2 separate regions of the Mus musculus genome follow, and region 1 is linked to region 2. The links are chromatin loops, found by intact Hi-C in ENCODE. Cell type or tissue: left cerebral cortex. All regions are shown on one strand.

Region 1 (8,000 bases), 74 kb before region 2:
ATTCCCGTGGTTTGCAAACTTGTTGCACCTATGGAAGAATTCCTTAAAGTAAAGCCCTGCCTGGGTAGCCTACCTGTAATGTAAAAGAAATACCTAGGCATGGTGGCACGTGCCTTCAATGCCAGCACTTGGGAAGGAAAGCAGGTGAATGATTAGAGGCTAGACTTGCCTTCATCCATGTCAAGGCTGAAAGAAAATATGTCTATTCTTGAGTATATGCATGGAGGTGTGTTGTCCTGCTTTCCATTTGACTGTGTGAGGTGTCAGGTTGAGATGAGCCAGGTTTTGGTGTTACAATGATGTCTTAGTTCCTGTTCTATTGCTGTGAAGAGGCACCATTACCATAGCAACTTATGGAAGACAACATTTAATTAAGGGCTTGCTTACAGTGACTCATGGTGGGAACAAGGTAGCAGCAGGCAGACCAGCAGGAATGAGCTACAGCAGTAGCTGAAAGCTTACACCTGATCCACCAGCTGGAGGCACAGAGCAAGACTGTGCCTGAGTTTTTGAAATCTCAGGCTCAATGTTTAATTTGTGTGTCTGTCCTACAGTCTGTTTTTTGATTAATATCTGTCATATGAGAGCAGAAGTGTGCACCTCACTTATGAGTATAAATAGTATTTCGAAGAGAAATATTTCATCTCTGTGAAATGTGTGATGGCGTAGGTTGTGTTCTGTTTCCTGCTTGTTAGTCGTTTCAAGATCAACATTGTGCTTCTCAAAGGCGTTTTCTTTCTTTATAATTATGTGGACATCTGAATGTCTGAATAGGTCTGTGCACTTGTGAGCGCAGGTAACCATGGAGGTGAGACCAGGGGAATCAGATCTTCTGGAGCTGAGGTTTGGCCATCCAGCATGGTTCTGGTAGCCAAACTTAGGTCCTCTGTAAGAACCTCATGTATGTGTAAGGGCTGCACCCTCTCTAGCCCTTTGAAGATGTTTTCTTCTACATCCATTTCTGAAGTCTTTCTAATCCTTTATTTCTTTACCTTGAAAGCACTGTGGTTCCATAAGCTTTGATTCAGATCAAGGCATTTCCTGGCATTTTAAGTTAGGCTGTGGGATGCTATATTTTCTTCCACAGTGTTTTTATTCTGGAAAGGTGTCATTTTCACACTATAATTTTAGAGAATGCAAATTATGGATCGTTATTCCATCCTAGACCCATATTTTATATTTAAAATGTCATGCTGCATTCAAAATAAAAGTTAAGTGAAGTGCTCGATCAAGATGTCATTTTGTCTTTAAAAAGTTTATTAAATTCCCGAGTAACAGCCTAAAGAAGCATGCTAATGCAGATGGAATCTGAAGAACGAACGATCTTAGGGCCTAAGTAACCAAACACCACAGACCCCATTTGATTTGAGAGGCACAGAGAAAAGAGATTACTCAAGCAGAGTACCCTTACTCAGAATGCCACATGGTAGTCACTCTAGTGGATTCTATTTAGAGGTAGCTATAAATACAAATAAAATCTGGAGAATGAAGCACAGTGAATAAATTGATCGACAGTAGTTAAGTGAGAGAAGGTATAGAGCCCACTTAGACCCTTGTGCACCTTCTGGGGTTAAATCACTTACCCCAGTTTCTATTTCCTTTTATATTTTTCCACATTTTTCTTGGCAACATGAGAGACTTCAGAAGTGGCACCTTTAATAAATGTTCCAGTGCTTATAAAAGGAAGACTTGTGAATAACCCGGCCAAGCATCGTGTGAGCCAGGTGTGATAGCACAAGCCTTTAATATCAGCACTGGGAAGGCAGAAGCAGGTGGATCTCTGAGTTTGAGGCTATTCTGGTCTGCACAATGAAGTCTAGGCCAGCCAGGGTTACATAGTGAGACACTGTCTTGAACTAAAAACAAAAATATGCTTTGGGAAGACATATCTGTCCTCTCTTACATTGTGCTTAGAACTTAAAAGTGTCCCAAGAAGATCTGGGGAAATTGTGCTTGCGTCTTATGTGTTGTAGGAAATTATTATTATTTAAAATAATGAACTGACAGGTTCCAGCACTATGCCCAGCTACTCTCAGCCCCAGGGGACTAGCTGGCCTTTTCTTATCTGGTGGAGACTCTGGCCCGGAAGGTCCTGAAACTTCTCACCCAGCTCACTTGGTTCCCACTGGCGGGTCGCTACCACGCCAATGCTTCAAATCCCCCACCCCATGGCCTTTGTGGCACACATCAGGCAAATCTACGCACCTTGCTGCGGTACCTTCTCTCTGGAACCCAGTCAAATCACTTCAAGAAGAAAAACACCACACAAACTTAGCTCAGAAACAGTGGTAGCTCAATCTCTGGGCGCTACAACTAAAACCCTCTCTTGTAAGCCCTGTTTAATCTGATTCCTCTAGTGAAACTCTAGCAGCTACATCTTACCCTCATGCTATCCCTGTTCCAAAAGACCTACCTCTCTCCTCCTCCTTCTCTTCCTCTGTCCAACCCAGAAGTCCCACCTATTCGCCCAGTGATTGGCTCCTTTAGTCATTAGGGGATTGGTTCACAAGAACAGCACCAGGCCCCTCTACAACACTTATGTACAGGGCTCTGGGTTCAGTTTTTTGTGTGGGAACACATCAAATTCTATACCAGTTCTACTAAGGAGAATTGGTTGTCTAAATTTTCTTGAGACGGTGAAATGCTACTTGATAGTATATACTCAAGGTGTTATGTCCATTATTAGCATAATCAGGGTCCTGCTCACCTCCATATGTTCTCCAGCACTGCGTCATTTACTGTTCTGCCTCTGGCTAAATACAGGGCTGTCTATTCCTTGAGCACATGGCTCAGTTGTGAAGTAAATAGTTAATATACTGAGCACTCAACGTCTGTTTGAGGAATAGTTAAGTAAGATGTGATATAAATTCTGTATTTGTGTTTGGAAAGACTTCTGATTTTGAATCATTCTATATTGAGTTGGTGTATGAGGTCATTTTATCCCACCTACTGCCTCTAGCTTGTTTTTTTAAATTAATCCATTTGTTCAAAAATTATTTTTAGGAGGCTAGATAGATGGCTTAGTGATTAAAAGTCCTGGATGCTCTCCTAGAGGACCTAGGTTCGATTCCTGGCACCTACATGACAATAAATGACCATCTATGACTTCAGTTGTAGAGGATTCAACATCCTCCTCCGGCCTCTGCAGACAGTAGACATGCTTGTGCTGCACAGACATACATTCAGCCAAAATGTATAAGCCTTCATGCTCTAGGGATCAAAATGATTCAAGCTTTCACTGAATTGTCACGTCTGGCACTAACCAGGTAATTATAGATGACTGTCATGTGAGGATGGGAAGAGGAAAGGCCTGATGGCCGGGTGTACCAATGTGAACCAGTCAAGACAGTCAGAAGCATCCTGTGAGTAAATATATTCCTTTCCTTTTCAGAAAGTGGAAATTCTATATGCTAAAACCAGAACAAGAGAGACCACTGTGCCCTTGAGGAACTAAATATTCAGCTGAATATTCTGAGCTAAACCAAGGTCTCTAGACAAAAACAGTTAGTCAGGAGTTAGATAAAGATAGGGCTAGGTAGGAGTCAAATTACAGTCTTGTTCATCAGAATGTAATAGGAAGACATTGTGGGTGTCTTCCCCTTCTCTGTGTCTTCTGCAGGCATTGGTTTGCAATAATACGTAAGAAAATGTACTATTTTACCATTTTAAGTATATAATTTGGTATCTTTAGATACATTCATATTGTTGTAAAACAAAGCTTTTAATTTCTAGCACATTTGTCACCCTAATCTAAACCTCTATACCCATTCACCAATGTTCTCCACCTCTTTTTTTAGCCTCGGCACTGTAAAGTTATAAAGTGTGGCATGGTCATGTGTGATCAGATTTACAAGTTTCCTTGTTGTTTTCAGGGCTATATTTTTATATGGTCCAAAACTAATAGAAGAGTAAACAAATTCATATTTTTTGAAAAAGAGATTATTATATTAAAAATATTAGCATTTTTGTCCCTTATAATATTGACCATTTTTCTACATAAATGTTTGTTATAGTATATAAATAACTATTTTTTATAGTTGTGTGGTGTATTATTGAGATTGTAGTATGGTTTCAGTGAGGGAGTTTGCATCGAGAAGTGGCATATTATTGGACCTGTACCATAGGTTCTAGAGTGACAGGGCTTGCATCTCAGGACATTTTTTTATGAGAGGCAGTTTATTGTGTCTTTGAACACAATAAGAATTTGAAAGTTTCTGTGATCTAAACTTCTGCAGGATAGGAACTAAGATGGTGAGATTAGGACCACAGGCTTACTAGTGATGCTAAGTAGCCATTTGCGATCATAAACAGATTAGTAGTGGAGCCAGTGTTCTCAGTGGTGTATTTCCACAGCAACGTGGTTTATCCCAGAAGATTGCCTAGAGTCAGATCTGACTTGTATTGGGAGCTTGGTATCGACTTAGATAGATCTAGGGCCTGAAAGACTAGGGGGTTTAGTTATCCTGGGAAGACTCAGAGATCAGCTTGGAAAGGCAGGTGTGAGAACAGGAAGGGGAAGGGTGATTTGGACAAGGAAAACAGGCAGCGCTTGCCTGGGGCATTGTAGTGAGAAGGGGAGAGAATGGGGTGGAGGAACAGGTGCCATAAAAGAATGAGTAGAAACCAGAACTATTATTTTAGTTTCTCCTCCTAAAGACTTTTATTTCATAAAATATCAGTATTTTCACAACGAGGATAAAGTAAACATTGTTTCTGTCTGTTACTTCCAGTCAGTGGTTGACATTATAAATGCTTTCCACACATACAGAGGTTCCCGCCTCACCTAAGTATTTGCCTACATGTTTGTTGGGAGCTTCTGGAGCCTTTCCTCAGTAGGAGTTCCCATTTTTCCTCCCTTTCCTTAAGATATTCCAGTCTGTATTCTTTCATAAAAGGCTGAATTATTATTGTGAGCAGTTAGACATTGTTTCCATGTTAGGATATCATCCTAAGTGAAGTAACCCAATCACAAAAGAACACACATGATATTAGCCCAGAAGCTCAGAATACCCAAGATACAATTTGCAAAACACATGAAACTCAAGAAGGAAGAATGAAATATGGATGCTTCAGTCCTCCTCAGAAGGGGGAACAAAACACCCATGGGAGGAGTTACAGAGACAAAGTGTGGAGCAGAGACTGAAGGAAAGACCATCCACAGACTGTCCCACCTGGGGATCCATCCCATAAACAACCACCAAACCCAGACACTATTGCAGATGCCAACAAGAGCTTGCTGACAGGAGGCTGATAAAGCTCTCTCCTGAGAGGCTTTACCAGTGCCTGACAAATACAGAAGTGGATGCTCACAGCCATCCATTGAACAGAGCACAGGGTCCCAAGGAAGGAGCTAGAGATCTAGTATCCAAGGAGCTGAAGGGGTTTGTAGCCCCATAGGAGGAACATCGATATTCTTTCTGACATTTTACTAACAGGATTGTGGTGTCCTTGCAACGTGTAGTAAGATCTTCAACTTGTTGAGAACACCTCTCTCTGTCCTTTCCTCCCATGTTTTGGATCAGAACATCTTGTACAGCATGTCTGAGATGCTGTCCTGCAGGGTCCAGCATCACCTTGGCAGATAGTAGAGAAGAAGGCAAGCCACGTGGCTGGAGCAGAAAGGGAACCATTTTCTAAAACACAGTTTTACTTGAATTATTTTAACTTATGTATATGTTGGGGAGAGGATGTTGTGCACATGAGTACGGATCCCTTCGGAGGCCAGAGACAGTGATTCCCTGGAACTGTAGTTAACAGTTACAGGTGATTGAAAGCCATCTGACACAGGAAAGAAATGAACTTGTGTCATCTGCAAGAGCGGAAAGCTCTATTCAGTATTGAGCCATCTCTCAGCCTCCGAGCGCAGAAGTTTTTAGTGTTCCAGGTAGAGCTGGTTCAGACAAGATTATGGCTGTGAAAGTGGGGTGCTGAGAGTAGACTTTAGAGGCTTATAGGACAAGAAGAACAAGGATAGATTGGTGGTTGTTTATCGGAATTAAGTCGTCTCTCAAGAAGCATTGTCCCTACCGGTCAGTGGTGAGACACATCTTTAATCTTAGTATTCAGGAGATAGTAGCAGGTGGTTCTCCGTAAGTATGAGGCTAGCCTGGTCTACACAATAAGCTCTAGGATAGCCAAGGATACACTGAGAAACTCTGCCTCCACAAAACTAAAAAAAGACAGAAAAGAAAAAGCATTTTTAATTTTATTTATTTTTTGAGTTTATAATTAAATCATTTCTTCTTTCCCCTTTCTCCCTCCATTACCTCCCATCTACCACCACCACCCCTCAAAGTCATGGCTTCTTTTTCTTTAGTTTTTGCTGTGTGTGTATATTCCTAAATGCTCGTACAACCTCCTCAGTCCATGTGATACTGGCATGTGTATGTTTTCATGGCTGACCACTTGCTATTGGATAACCAGTTGGTGTGCTCTTCCCCGGGACGACCACGTCTCCCACTCTCAGCAGTCCTTGGTAGGCTGTAGTTTTTTGTCTAGGGTTGAAGCCCAGAGCTTTCCTCCTTCCATGTTAGCATGTCTGTTGCTGTCATCCTTGTTCCTTGAGTATTTTAACAAATAAAAGTGTAATGTATCTGAGAAAGGGTAACCAGAGTAATGAGAGACTTTCACATTCAGCTCCACTAATGCCTCGAGTTATTGATTGCCTGCTATATTTAAGACATTATTTCAGGGTTGCAACTGACACAGAAACAAGTGAGAGTGTCCCATCTCACAAAGCTTATTGGAATTTGAGAGAAGACCTTAGGGGAATAAGTCCATATGTAAAGACCTGACACAGGTTAAGGGAATTAATTAGGCTTTTGTCGTCATGTCACCAAAGGAAAAGCTGTATGTAGAATTGTAACAGCGAGTCCTGAGGACCAAAGCCCAGTCCACATGCTTATACAGCAAGCACTTTACTGAGCTGTCTTCCTGACAGCGAGGATAGCTTCTTCCTTGAAGTGTTTGGTAGGACTTAAGAGTTAGCCCACCTGGACCTGTGCTCTGTCCACTTAGAAGAGCACTAATTAACAATTCAATGTTTTCCATAAATGCAGACATCCTTAGACTGTCCTTACTCAACCCTACTGCACAGTAGCTGTAAGTGAAGAAAGCCTGATATTGTAGAGCGAGCGGTATTTCTCAGCCCTGTTGTCCTAATGCCTTCTTATCATAATCAATATACAATAGCCCCTTGTTGCACTGGAAAGAAATTCATAGGGATAGCCACATATATCCATATGTAATTTCAAATAAAGAATCCACCTTAATGCAGAGAGAAATAAAGTTTAAGGGAACTATAACATGCTCCTCAGTATCAATATGTGAATAGGAAAAGACTGCATTAGAACACAATTTTAAAATGAGTATAATAAAGCCGAGCATGGTGGCTCACGCCTTTAATCCCAGCACTCAGGAGGCAGAGGCAGGCAGATTTCTAAGTTCAAGGCCAGCCTGGTCTACAAAGTGAGTTCCAGGACAGCCAGGGCTACCCAGAAAAACCCTGTCTCGAAAAACCAAAAAAAAAAAAAAAAAAAAAAAAAATGAGTGTGATAAAGAAGTTTACATTTATGGTTATATGAAATCTAAAACTTCATCAATTGTGATATTATACATTATTATTTTATATACCACCAAAGTTAAACTGTTACATCTGTTTATATATTTTATATATCTGTAATTTCCACAGATATAAAATTAGAGAAATATAAATCATAAAATTGATGAAAATGTGGTGTGTTTAGAATTGTGTATATTGCTGTTTATATAGAAGTAATATATTACAGCTGTGTTCACATGGTAACCAGCACTCCACAGCTGTGTGAAGATGGTAGCCAGCACTCCACAGCTGTGTGAAGATGGTAGCCAGTACTCTACAGCTGTGTTAAGATTGTGACCAACATTCTACAGCTGTGTTCAGATGGTAGCCAGTATTCTACAAATATGTTCAGATAGTTGTTAATAAAATTACAGTTATGTTTATCACAGCTTAGCCATCA
Region 2 (8,000 bases):
ACACACGATGATGTTAATAAAGCAGCTGGTGGCTAGGTACTGTTCCTGGCAGGGTTGTGGGTGTCAGCATTCTTTCAGCCTCCCGAAGCTCAGGCAGAGGTGTGATCGCCTTAGGGAAACTATTTAGTTTCCATCTTAAAGAAAATGTTTAATTTTGTGGTGTGCTTCATCAAAAATGGGTCACCCAAGAAATCCCTGCCCACTAATATATTAGATGACTTCCTGTCAGCTAAACAAATTGTATATTTTTAGTCACATGCCTTTAGTTCCAGAACTCAGGAAGTGAAGGCAAGCAAGCATGTCTCTGCAAGTTCGAGGCCAGCCTGGTCTACACAGTGAGTTCCAGGACAGCCAGTGCTACATAGTGAGCCCCTGACTATAGATGGATGGATAGATGGATGGATGGATGGATGGATGGATGGATGGATAGATGGATGGATGGATAGATGGATGGATAGATAGATAGATAGATAGATAGATAGATAGATAGATAGATAGATAATATTTAAATAAATTACATATTTTAATTTACCAGCTACATTATAATAGGATTAGCTAACAATGATTTCTAAGAGATAAATTAGTATATCTCTTGGCTATAAAAAAGTGCATTGTATCTCTAATGATATTCCTGAGGTATCCCTTGGCCTCGTTGATTAGGGATATACTGTAACCCTTGAGAGGAATGTCAGCCAAGGGTTCCTGAATGTGCAGTGAAATGACCCAAGGTCATCTGAAAGTGACCTGACTAGGACTATAGCTGTCACAGGTTAGGTATTGCACCCAGGGGTGCTGAGGGAAGATGCCTCAAAACCAGGCTCAAACGGAGTGAACAGGGTCTGTCGTGAGGCAGTCAGCATGTGAGAGCTAGCCTCCAGGGGATCTTGTGCACATCACCCAGGAACAAGAAAGGCCAGCTTTCTGGACCATGGAGCCTGTCAGTTAAACTGCTCAGAGGGAAAGAACTGGCGGCAAAAGGCACATCTGAGTGCCTTTATCTCAGGTAATGTTCAGCTATATCTCATTGTAGCAAAGGGCATCACTGGCTAAATGGGTGTGTTGAACGGCCTGGATACTGGCTGTTTTAAGGAGCTATCATTGTTTATTTCAAACATGCAAGGTACAGAAGTTCATTATGGGGATTTCATGCCATGCCAGGCTATGCAACCTGGAAAGTTGGTAAATAACAACTTCTGGCCAGCACTGGGGACGCAACTCAGTTAGTTGGTCGAGAGCTTGCCTAGCGCACATGAAAGCCTGGCTTCCATCCCCAGCATGCATAACCCTAGCATGGTGCTGCAGGCTGTAACCCTAGCACTTGGGAGGTAGAAGATCAAGAGTTCAGAGTCATCCTTGGCTACATGATGAGTGTGGTCACAGCCTGGGATATAGGAGATCAGACCTGGCAAAGAAACCGTGAATGGTGCCATTCGCCTGCCACCGATGGAGGAGCAAAGGCATTTAGGCCAGAAATGGGTGGTTATTTAATAATTAATATTAAGAATAAATATATAAAGCAACTTAAAGGGTCAAAAACCAACCAATTTCCCCCTGGTCTATCGGGAGTATAGGTATCTTACACTTGGTTCATCAGGGTTTCAGAATGTGTTAGGTGGCATGGGATAAAACTCTTTTAGATACACATTTTACTTCTTTCAAATTGCTAACTTAGAGGGTTTTGTTTCTTTTTAGCTCACCACAAAAGCTATAAAAAGCCATCCTAATGTGTTTCTCCCTGTGATTTTGCTGTGTGAAGGGGTTTCCCAGTACATAGCCCAAGGTTCCCACAGCCAATCTGGAAAGTTGCTGATAGTGCGTTCTTCCTGCAGCTAAATGAGATGCTGAGAAACCCAGGAGAAGGCCACTTCTGGCAGGTGGATCACATCAGGCCAGTGTATGAGGGAGGTGGACAGTGCTCCCTAGACAACCTGCAGACCCTCTGCACAGTGTGCCACAAGGAGGTCAGTGACACTCACCCATATGACAATCCAAAAACCCCTGGGGATGCACTCGGGAGGTGGAGACTCCAAGGACAAGCGTGTGCCCATCTGGGAGCAGAATGGTATGGGGCATCTCTCATCGCTCCTGACACCTGGCTCTGAGAAACTTCATAGTCACAGAGGAAAGAATGGCTGCTACCCCCTTCCTTCATTCTCTGGGCTAAGGATGCGGCGCAGTGGGTAGAACACTCACTTAACATGCGAGAGGCCCTGGTTCCATGCCAGCACTGCACAAACTGGGTGGTTGATGCCTGTGGGTACTGGGTGTGGTAGTGTAGCCCCTCAGAGGCAGGTGGAGCTCTGCCTTCAAATCCATTCATTCTGAGCTACATAGTGAGTGTGGGGCTGGCTGTCCAACACTGTAAAAGACATCACCAGTGAGAAGCCCATCTGGGCTTCTCTGGGTTCCTTTGTTTTTTCAGAGTCTCATGAAAATTTTTATTTGGACTTAGCAGAAGAAGCTGGTTCTGTCACATTTGGTTTTCTACAGTGTCTTATGTGTTGAGTTGGGAATGAATGTTCTGAGTTGGATCCAGATCTTACCCACTGAATACTGGGAATTTAAGATATGTATACGTACCTACTTAGATGCTGAGGTTCATGGCTTCTCCTAGTTCCCACATAGATAGATGATCCATGATTGTCCGGGTAGTGGGACATTCTCCACAAGAATGTTTTCTTTTCTTCTTTTTTTTCTTTTTTTTTAATTATATATTTTCTTCATTTACATTTCAAATACTATCCCCTTTCCTATTTTCCCCTCCGAAAACTCCCAACCCCCAACCACCACCATCACCACCACTCCCACCCACTCCCCCTTTCTGGCCCTGGCATTCCCCCACACCAGGGCACAGAACCTTCACAGGACCTAGGGCCTCTCCATTGATGACGAATAGGCCATCTTCTGCTACATATGCAGCTAGAGCCATGAGTCCCACCATGTGTTTTCTTTGGTTGTTGGTTTAGTCCCAGGGAGCTCTGGGAGTACTGGTTAGTTCATACTGTTGTTCCTCCTATGGGGCTGTAAACCCCTTCAGACTTTGGGTACTTTCTCTAGCTCCTTCATTGGGGACCATGTGCTCTGTCCAATGGATGGCTGTGAGCATCCACTTCTGTATTTGCCAGGCACTGGCAGAGCCTCTCAGGAGAGAGCTATACCAGGCTCCTGTCAGCAAGCTCTTCTTGGCATCTGCAATAGTGTCTGGTTTTGGTGGTTGTTTATGGGATGGATCCCCAGGTGGAGCAGTCTCTAGATGGTCATTCCTTCAGTCTCTGCCCCAAAAGAATGTTTTCCTATAACTGAGACTGGTAAACCTAGGCTCTCAGGACATTTCCTGTGGGTAAGCACTGCATATATGGATAATGTGCCTTTTTCCAGGCTTCAGCAGAAAGCTTTCTCCCTAACCTAAGCTATGTATCTGCTTCCTCCTAGAGAACTGCCCAGCAAGCCAAGGAAAGAAGTCAGGTGAGACGACTCTCTCTGGCAACAAAGCACGGATCAGACATCACCCGGTTTCTGGTGAAGAAGTAAGGCGAGATATAAACAGAAGCAGATGGCCTGCAGGCAGAAGCAGTTGTCACAATTCATCTTCATGTATGTCTAGTATTTTAAGAATAGGAAGTTTTTAAATATAAGTCAATAACTGAAATTTAGATTTTTGCTAAGCTCTCTTAGTGTTACATACTTAACAGAAACTGAGGGATGATGGGAAGATTCTGGGGTCTTCCTGACTCATGAAGATTGTCAATTATGTTTCAGCAAGATTTTGTTCCGCTTTTTTTCCCCTTCTACACCTTAATCACTGCATTGGGCATGGATAGTGTGGGACAAATATATTCACGCAAACCTGACAGCTCTTGATCACCATTGCTTCTGGACTGTGTAGTATAAAGGGAACATTCCAGAACAATCAGGGACATTTTGGAGACAAGCCATGATTAGTAAGGAATGATTACAGCTCAGGCGCATGTTTGGGGTGCAGCCTCCTTGCTTGATTTCTGGGCCAGTCCTCTTCATTGAAGAGATGCTTTTGTTAATGAACTGATTGTAAGCTCACATGGTGTCTGTGTACAACTGCTGTGCTCTGAGTAACCATGAGAACAAGTGAGAGACCACAGTGCCGCACAGCCTCGCTTCTGTTTTCCTGTTTGCTCCCTTGTTTCCTGTCATGGTTTGTTTTGTTTTTAATGTATAAAATCAGGCTAATTGTCAAAACAGATTTTGTCTCCTGGTCCTCGTTTCCTGGTTTTAAAATCCTGGTAGTGATTTGTTTTGTTCTGTTCTTTCAATAAACCTTGTAATTTTTTAAAAATATTTTTAAATTATGGGTACGTGTATCCCTGTGGGGCCGGGGGAGATGCGCAGTTGCCCACAGAGGTGGTGTAGCTCCCAGGCCTGCCACACAGCAGCTCTGACAGATGCTGCAGACTGAGTTGCTAACCACGGGACCATCTCTCCTTCTCCATATCCTATTTTATTAGGTTTATTTCTGTTACCTCTTAAAAAGAAGGATGGCCAACAAATCGTGGTGGCGCACGCCTTTAGTTCCAGCATTCAGGAGGCAGAGGCAGGCGGATCTTTATGAGTCTGGGGCCAGCCTGGTCTACAGAGTGAGTTCTAGGTCAGGCAAGGCCATGTGGTAAGACCCCGTTTCCACAATAAAGTGACAGTGGGGTTGGGAGGTGGCTCAGTTGATGAGCTGCTGGCCACACAGCATAATAGCTTAAGTCTGAGCCACAGAACCTGTGTGAAAACCTAGGTGTGGTGGCACCTGTGACCCCAGCACCGAGTAGCCAGAAACAGAAGGATCCCTGGGGCTCCCAGGCCAACGGTCCAGGGAAGAGGTAAGCTTCTGGTTTAGTGACATCTGGCCTCCATGTGCATGTTCTCCATACACACATACACACAAGACTAATAGTGATAAAATTCACCACATAAAAACAACCAGAAGGTTAAATGTAGGTCAAACCCAATGGTAACATTAATGAGACACGTGCTAATGATGGACTGGAGAGGTGGCTCGGTGGGAAGAGCACGAACTGTCCTTCTCAAGCGCCAGGGTTTGGGTCCCAGGACCCACGTGGAAGCTCAGAACTGTCCCTCTTCTGGCCTTGGACACTAGCACACGAATTATCCATAGCTACACATGCAGGCAAAACACCCATACAAAGATGAATATAATAAATTTGAAAAAAATATTTAAGTAACCTTTTAAAAAGAAAATAGGGATAATGACAGGAAAGGGCGAAGCCATTCCAGCAACGTCCCCTGCAGGAAGAGTGACAATCAAAAAAGCATCACTCTCAGATCCAAGGAGGAATTCCATCCCCAGAGGCGCCCATGTGTGTACACTGGGATGCAAACCACGTCAAATGCTTAATGTTAGTTAGCAGCTACCAGGTCACACCTTATTTGTAGAAGCCTTATGCACTGTGAGCTATCCTTGCAGAGTGTCATCAAGTCTATAACTGACCTATTGCGTGACGTCAGGTGGAGCTGTCTCTCTTATAAAGCAGATCCTGCACTGTCTGGCCTCTTTCCTGCTCTGCACACCTGCCTTTTTGCAATTTTCCACCTTATTTCCAGTAACCAATCATCATGGTTCGCAGGCAAGAAATGCAGGCCCAGCCCACGGCCCCTCCCCTCCAGCATGTGGTCTTCTTGGCAGACTTTGGTGTAAGTAGGTCAGTCAGTGGGGCTTGCTCCTCATTCACTGTAGTGGGAATTCTCAGGAGAGAGTTCTTAGATGTCAGTTATGCCTGATTGTTTTGTAACAGGCCCCCCAGACCTTAGCACAACTGACTCCATGATGATAGTACCATTCAGGCTGTAAACTCAGCTTGTAAACAGCACCACCTGCCAAAATGAACACAAAGACCTAATCCATCAAAGTCCACAGTTCTGGGAAAGTCTCTAAATGTACTAACCTTGCTTTTTGGCTTTGCTTCTGGCTAATGGGTCTTGTTAACTGAAGTACGTACAAGGCCCTGGCTTCCATCCCTAGCACCACAAAAGCCAGGCATGGTGGTGCATGCCAGTAATCCAGCCCTGGAGAGCTGGAGGCAGGAGGATCAGGAGTTCAAGGTCACCTTTGACTTCACAGTGCATTTGAGGCCAGCCTGTGTTGCATGGTTCTCTGTCTCAAAAAGACACTAAGAAGAGCAAGTGGAGGACCTGAGAGACGACCAGAGGGCCAGGCCTGGTAGAACGTGTTTTCGAAATCTCAGCCCTCAGGGAGCAGAAGCAGGTGGGTCTCAGTGAGTTGGAGGGCAGCCAGAGCTACACAGTGAAACCCTTTCTCAAAACAATAGAGGGTAGCTAAGTAGGTAGGCAGGTAGGTATAATTGTGCATTTATGATCAGTATATTTTACAGCCTTTCTGCAGTTATTGCCTTTCCTATGACCACATTTCAGTATTAGATTCCAGAACTTCAAAACACCTATATCTGTATAATAATTCAGCTACTCGGTGTCTTAGTTAGGGTTTATATTGCTGTGAACAGACACCGTGACCATGGCAACTCATGAAGGAGTTATAAAACATATAAAACATTTAACTGGGGCTGACTTACCTTTTCAAAGGTCCATTATCCTCATGGTGGGAAACATGGCAGTATCTAGGCACAAATGGTGCTGGAGAAGGAGCTGAGAGCGCCACATCTTGATCCACAAACAGCAAAGTGAACTGGCTTGAGCTTCAGAGACCTCAAAGCCCACCCTCTAGTGACACACCTCCAACAAAGCCACACCCTTTCCAACAAGGCCACACCTTCTCATAACACCACTACCTGTGAGCCTATGGGGGCCGTTCTCTTTCCAAGCACCTCAGCCAGCGTCCTGTGGCTGTAACAACCTGAAGTAATCACCTTCGAAACAAAAAGTGCTCCTGACTGACCACTTGGTAGTTCTAGATTGTGATCACTTTGGGGTGCAGCCCAGCAACATCATAGGATCCTGTAACAGAGCAAAACACCTCATCAACCAGGAGTCACAAGAAAGAACTGGCCAAAGTTCCACCAATCCCCAGAGCACACACCTGCAGGGACTCTAGGGACTGGACCGAAGCTGTAAGACATTTGATCATTTAAATCACAGCGATCATGTCTGTTGAACAAAGATCTCAGCATAGGATTGGCTTTCCCTACAAACTTAGTCAAGAAAGATCCCCTGTGGTACCAAAGCTAGTGAGTGGTGGGCGTGGGGAAGTCACTCCTAGATGCCACAGACTCCCTTTGGGCCTCTTCTTCTTAGCTGCGGAGACAACTACAGTCCTTCAGAATGCCCCACCACCTTTTCATGTTGACTCCCCTTATGTGTTCTGGTGGCCTATGCTTTTTGCATGTATGAGGAAATGTTTTCAAAGGCACAGGGGAAACAGTTCTGTGATGGTGTCCCTGTTTCAGAAACTGCACTTGGTGCTCCAGGTAAGATGATTACAACTTTGTCTCTGCTCACATCCGGCCCACTATGAGAAGTGAGACACGGGAGTCAGATCAAATTGCAAATGTTTGAGATGAGTCTGGGATACCTGTACCCGTAAAGGTGGGGGGGGGGGTGAGGATGGGAGTGTGTCTCAGGGGTTAAAATGTTTGTGCAGCTGTGAGGACCAGTGTGCAGAAGCCCACATAAAATGCCCAGTGAGCATGGTATCCTTCCTCTAACTCAGCCCAGAAGGGCAAGACAGGAGAACCCTAGATCCCAGGAGGTCCTCAGACTAAGCTGGTTAACAAAACTAGGTTTATCTTCCAACTCTGAGATTGAGAGAGCCTGCTGTGACTATGGCAGGACAGCAGTCAAGGATGATTCCAAACACCAACCTTGGGCTTCATATGCATACCCACCCCATGGACCATGTGTGTGCGCGCGCACACACACACACACACATACCCACCCCATGGACCATGTGCACACGTACACACACACACACACACACGCACATACCCACCCCATGGACCATGTGCACACACACACACACACACACACACACACACACATACCCA

Evidence for each region. Peaks named below come from ENCODE experiments on the same cell type or tissue, not always from the same donor. Only the 100,000 strongest peaks of a DNase experiment are listed, where the experiment ranks them.
Region 1: it touches region 2 in a loop (2.9-fold over the local background); 3 of 42 quality-filtered maps call a loop at or near these places.

The regions. Positions count from the first base shown.
Region 1 is chr1:128,024,771-128,032,770 of GRCm38, reverse strand. All of the region lies in intron 6 of Zranb3 (zinc finger, RAN-binding domain containing 3), which reads left to right. Among named protein-coding and RNA genes, the nearest start is that of Gm28800, 68 kb to the right of the region's middle. In left cerebral cortex, no CTCF peak of the experiment used is centred here; DNase peaks (open chromatin) are centred at 472, 1,069, 1,722 and 3,307; H3K27ac peaks cover 3,664 bases.
Region 2 is chr1:127,950,498-127,958,497 of GRCm38, reverse strand. Zranb3 (zinc finger, RAN-binding domain containing 3) reads left to right here. Exons shown (of 21, transcript NM_027678.3): 20 at 1,830-1,961; 21 at 3,433-4,319. The coding sequence ends at 3,531. Among named protein-coding and RNA genes, the nearest start is that of Gm28800, 6.4 kb to the left of the region's middle. In left cerebral cortex, no CTCF peak of the experiment used is centred here; DNase peaks (open chromatin) are centred at 2,101, 3,526, 4,068, 5,518 and 1 more place; H3K27ac peaks cover 3,957 bases.